2 separate regions of the Homo sapiens genome follow, and region 2 is linked to region 1. A link is a loop called in an ENCODE intact Hi-C map of the cell type or tissue named here. Cell type or tissue: ovary. All regions are shown on one strand. Links, peaks and the distances in the headings refer to the core of each region. The heading gives the core; the rest is flanking DNA.

Region 1 (2,913 bases), core at 302-2,801:
CTAAAAAGTTATTTTTAAAATTGGATTTTAAAATAAATTTGAAAATATTTTCTAAAATTTTATTTATATAATTGGCAATTAAAAATTGTATATATTATTATTTATGGCATCTAATTTGATGTTTTGATATATGTATACATTATGCAATGGCTAAATCAATCTATTTAACATATACATTATCTCATATGCTTATCAGTTTTTGTGATGAGAACATTTAAAATCTCTCCGCAATTTTAAAGTATACAATATATCTTTATTGAGAGTCTTCACAATGTATGATAGATCTTTTGAAATTATTTTTCCTGTTTAACTGAAATCTTCTGTCATTCTGAAATTTTAATTTTTTTTTTTTTATTTGAGACAGGGTCTTGCTCTGTCAGCCAGGCTGGAGTGCAGTGGCATGATCTCAGCTCACTGCAACCTCTGCCTCCCAGGCTCAAGCAATTCTCCTGCCTCAGCCTCCCGAGTAGCTGGGATTACAGGTGTGTGCCACCACACCTGGCTAATTTTTGTATTTTTAGTAGAGACGGGGTTTCACCATGTTGGCCAGGGTGGTCTCGAACTCCTGATCTCAGGTAATCCGCCCACCTCGGCGTTCCAAAGTGCTGGGATTACAGGAGTGAGCAACTGCGCCCAGCCTGAAGTTTTAAATTTTGATTAAGTCCATGAGTCCATTTTTTAATGGTTCGTGATTTTCATGTTCTGTTCAGGAAACCTTTGTCTACCTCCAGTTGTGAAGATACTCTGTTTTCTTCCACAATCCACATATTTCTATGCTTTTGGGACTATGATCAGCCTAAATTAATTTGTGTGTGTGTGTGTGTAGGGTTTGAGGTAGAGGCCAAATAGATGGTAGAATTTTAACTTAAATTTGGATCCTTGATATTTGCTTTAAAAAGTCTTTACACAACATGGGCTAGAAGAAAACACCCCAAACCATTGACAGTGTGTGTTCCTGAAAATGAATGGAGAGAAAGAAACAGGCCGGGCAGGAGGCTGAGGCAGGAGAATCTCTTGAACCTGGGAGGCAGAGGTTGCAGTGAGCTAAGACCATGCCACTGCATTCCAGCCTCGGTGACAGAGCAAGACTCCCTCTAAAAAAATAACAATAAAAAACAGACAGACAGACAGACAGAGAAAGAAAGAAAGAAAGAAGGAAAGAAAAAAAGAAACTGAAATGGCATACAAAAGAGATATCAATGAAATCAGGAATGTGCTATTTATTTTAAGAGGAAAGAAAAGGTCAGAAGCAATTATAGCAAGTTGGTGATGTTTGTTCATTCTGCATTGTGGTTACATGCATGTTTGTTGTAAGGACCTGGTTCTTTTTCCTACTGCAAATAATTTTCCAAGTAAAACCAAGAAAAAGTGTACACTACAAAGTAGCAATAAAAAGTTACTTTGAAGATTGGCAGTTTCATGCTAGACAGTGCAATTAGATGCAGTTGAAGTTGCCAAACTCTCTCGAAAGATCACAGAAATTTTCAGATTTGGAGAAGCCACATAGCTGATTCATTCACTGTGAGTGTCTGTCAGTCAGTGGGTGATAACTGTCAGAAGCTTCGGGCTCATTTCCCAAGAAAAACTATATAATGTGAAGCCAAGCTTAATTCAATTAAACAAAGAAAATAAATCACGGCTTCCCTTAAACATTAAGAAGCAGAAAATCTCACAGTTCTTTGATACATCTCAAAACTATGCTGCAATTCAAAACGATGCTAACCCTGTCTGGACAAGGGCTATGAACTGTGAAAAGCTCTGTGCTGTTCTGAGGTTCTGTGTAAAGAACTGCCGATGGCTGAAAGTGATTTAGAACATGCTTCATACTAACTGTGAACACAGCTTAAACTCAAACTTCGAGCTAATAAAGAAGAAAGGGATATGGAATTGTATGCATCAATGCATGCTAAGGGGAATTGAAAAATAAATATGCATTCTAGCGTCGTTCTCCAAGTGTGGTCTATGGGCTGGCAGCATTACCCGAGTGCTGATTACAGATGCAAACTTGCATGTCTCAAGTCTGACTTACTAAATCAGGGGGAGTAGCTCAGGAGTCCGTGTTTCATGAAGCTTTCCAGGGGATGCTCTGGCTGACGCTGGACAATGACTGCTTTAGTGGAAATGTGACATTCAGTTTTAGGTGCACACGGCACCCAAATTTCCTTTCTACATTGGGCGGTGCTTCATCTTAGGAGCCTTGGTAAGTATCCCCCACCTCAACTTGGAAGCCCCAAAGGCCATAAATGTCACCATCCCCCATGCAACTGAGATTTGGGCATGTGACCCAGGCTTGGCAATTCAAATGCAGCACCCCAGCCTTTCAATCTGGAGCTAGGGCTGCAAAGAAGCTGTTTTGGAGGTTCCGTCTGACCCTAGGCAGCACCCAGGGTGTTGTGGTCCCTCGTGGGCACTCTCAGTCCCCTAGTGGCAGTGAGGGTCTTGCTGTAGCTTTGGTGATGGCATTTGGACTCTGGTGCTGGCTACCCTATACCTTACTTATTTCCTATGCCTTCTCCAAGCCTGACCCACCAGCCTTCCTGTCAACTCTGTGAGCTACCCAGTGCTTTAGAATACATTTCTTTTCAGCTTAAATTGGTCAGAGTTGATTTCTGTAGTGGGCATTAAGAGTCCTGACTACATGTGCATTGAATGCAGTGCTTTTTCATTTATTTTATTTTGGTTTTGCTCCAAAGGCACTTTTTCAACTGATATTATGTCTGTGTGCGTGCACATTATATACACACACATACATATACATATTGAGACAGGGTCTCTATGTATGTATGTATTTTGTATATGTAGATATGTATATATTTGAGAGTTTCAAATATATATGAATATATTAAAGATATGCATGTATATATTTGAGAGTTTTCATATATATATTTGGAACTCTCAAATATATACATGCAT
Region 2 (2,913 bases), core at 310-2,809, 770 kb before region 1:
ATCGCTTGAACCCAGGAGGCGGAGGTTGCAGTGAGCCGAGATGGTATCGTTGCACTCCAGCCTGGGCAACAAGAGTGAAACGCCATCTCAAAAAATAAAGAAAAAGAAAGAAATATGACTGGTGCAACTGCGGAACAGAATTTTTACTTTTCTTTAGTTTATATTAATTTACATTTAAATTTTTAAAAATGATGCTTTTCAGTTTTGGAAACTGAATATGTTTGGAATAACTTGAGTGTGTGAATCTACTTTTTAAACTGTATATTATGAAATCTGTCTGGTTAGAGATCTGCTATAAGTGTAAAATACAAACTAGATTTTGAAGACTTAGACTTAAAAAAAAAAATCCATCCATTGCATCCATCTGTCCATTCACAAAAATCTAAATTTAATCATCTTCTTCTTTTTTTTTTTTTTTTTGATAGGGTCTTGCTCTGGTGTCCAGGCTGGAGTGCAGCAGTGTAATCATAGCTCACTGCAACCTCAAACTCCTGGGCTCAAACAATCCTCCCATCTCAGTCTCCCAAGTAGCTGGGACTACAGGTGTTCACCACCACGCCTGGCTAATTTTTAATGTTTTTGGGTAAAGACAAGTTCTAACGATGTTTCCCAGGCTTGTCTCAAACCCCGGGGCTCAATGGATTGTCCCACCTCGGCCTCCCAAAGTACTAGGATTACAGGTGTGAGCCACTGTCAGGCCAAAGCCATTTTTTTTTTTAAGTAACAACATACACTCACAATGTGAAAATCCGAGAGGAGTAGCAAGTCTAGGGAATGCTGCAAATGACTCGCCAGGTTGCCAATTCTCCAAGGTGGGAATCACATATCTCTTGATTACCAATGTATCTCAGCACCTACCTAGCACCTCACACAGAGTGGATGCTTAATCCATGTTTGTTGAGTGAATGAGAGTCAGTGAGTGAGTAAATGATGAAATGGTCAATCCTTTGGCCAGGGAGCTGAGGGGTCTTCTCCAGCAGACCAGCAAGCATCATCAGGCCAAGTGTGCTTTAATATTAAAAAGAGGAATATAGGCCAGGCGCAGTGGCTCACGCCTGTAATCCCAGTGAAGTGGCTATGTTGTCTGGGGTAAATACCTGGGGTTCATCATCTATCTCATGCCAGGAAAATTTAGGACACACTAGGAGTTTAGGAGCGGAGGTTTAATAGGCAAAAGAAAGAGAAAGGAAGACAAGGGAAGGCCGGGTGTGGTGGCTCACACCTGTAATCCCAGCACTTTGGGAGGCCGAGGCAGGCGGATCACGAGGTCAGGAGTTAGAGACCAGACTGACCAACATGGTGAAACCCCATCTTTACTAAAAATACAAAAATTAGCCAGGCATTGTGGCACGCCTGTAATCCCAGCTACTCAGGAGACTGAGTCAGGAGAATTGCTTGAACCTTGGAGGCGGAGGTTGCACTGAGCCAAGATCGTGCCATTGCACTCCAGCGTGGGTGACAGAGGAGACTCTGTCTCAAAAAAAAAGAAAAAAAAGAAAGAGAAGGGAAAACAGCTCTCTCTCTAGTGAGAAAGAGAGGGGACTTCCCAGAGGGAAAGACCAGCCTGGTGGATGCCGGGACTTTATAGTCAGGCTTGAGGAGGCAGTGTCTGATTTACATAGGGGTCACAGATTGGTTAATCAGATATGACATTTACATAGCAGGTGGGGAAGGCTGGTGGTCCACCCTAATCTTATTATGCAAATGAACTCTCCCCTTGGCCGCAGCCATCTTGTCAGCTCCTTATTGTACCCTTGGCTGGCGGAGAAGGGAGGATGGAGCCACCATTTTGAACATGTCTAGTCCTAGGTAGTTCTTTCCTGCCGGCATCTACCCGTGCAAGCGCCTGGCTTGCTCGTCTATGTCTGTAGCTTGACTGTATAGGTTGCTGTTTGTTAGAAAATGATTTGGGGCCGGGTGCAATGGTTCACGCCTGTAATCCCAGCACTTTGGGAGGCTGAGGCGGGTGGATCACCTGAGGTCGGGAGTTCGAGACCAGCCTGACCAATATGAAGACACCCCGCCTCTACTAAAAATACAAAAATTAGCCAGGTGTGGTGGCACATGCCGGTAATCCCAGCTACTTGGGAGGCTGAGGCAGGAGAATTGCTTGAACCTGGGAGGCGGAGGTTGCAGTGAGCCAAGATCATGCCATTGCACTCCAGCTTGGGCAACAAGAGCGAAACTACATCTAAAAACAAAAAAAGAAAAGGAAAAAAAACCAGAATTATTTGGGGCTGCTTTTCATGAAAAGGAAAATGTTACCAAGAACTTCTGCACCCTCACTATCTGCCTAAGTAATTTCTTAACTCCTGTATCACCAGCACTTCAGGAGTCTGAGGCGGGAAAATCGCTTGAGCCCAGGAGTTCGAGATCAGCCTGGACGACATGGTGAGATGCCATCTCTACAACAAATACAAAAATTAGCCAGGTGTGATGGCATGCACCTGTAGTCCCAGTTACCTGGGAAGCTGAGGCAGGAGGATAGCTTGAGCCCAGGAGGTTGAGGGTGCAGTGAGCCGTGATTGCACCACTGCACTCCCACCTGAGTGACAGAGTGAGATCCTGTCTCCAAAAAAAAAGAAAGAAAAAAGAAAAAAAAAGGACTAGAGAGAGAACACAATCAGGGAGGGTGGAGAAGGATACTGGGGACAAAGCCAGGGCGGGAGTGAGTGTTCTTGGAGCTTGTTCTGCAGAGGCAACAGGGTACCAGGCCAGCGAAAGGAGTGGCAGGAGGAGGCGGGACCTGGTCTTTTTCCTTCCTTGGGCATTCTTTGTGTAGGCCTGTTTTGGGCCAAAGCAGCCCTTGAGGGTGGCAATGTGGCTTGGCTCTCCTTTCTGGGACATGACCCCTGACAAGACGACCTGCCCTGGCAATACCTGCATTGGTAGCTGTCCAGGTCCTGGAGCTGC

The links. Peaks named below come from ENCODE experiments on the same cell type or tissue, not always from the same donor. Only the 100,000 strongest peaks of a DNase experiment are listed, where the experiment ranks them.
Region 2: it touches region 1 in a loop (5-fold over the local background); 1 of 110 quality-filtered maps calls a loop at or near these places.

The regions. Positions count from the first base shown.
Region 1 is chr7:71,853,241-71,856,153 of GRCh38, forward strand. The region is part of intron 5 of CALN1 (calneuron 1); the gene reads right to left. Among named protein-coding and RNA genes, the nearest start is that of MIR3914-1, 550 kb to the left of the region's middle. In ovary, for the core only: no CTCF peak of the experiment used is centred there; no DNase peak of the experiment used is centred there.
Region 2 is chr7:71,085,155-71,088,067 of GRCh38, forward strand. No RefSeq gene overlaps it. Among named protein-coding and RNA genes, the nearest start is that of GALNT17, 46 kb to the right of the region's middle. In ovary, for the core only: no CTCF peak of the experiment used is centred there; a DNase peak (open chromatin) is centred at 1,786.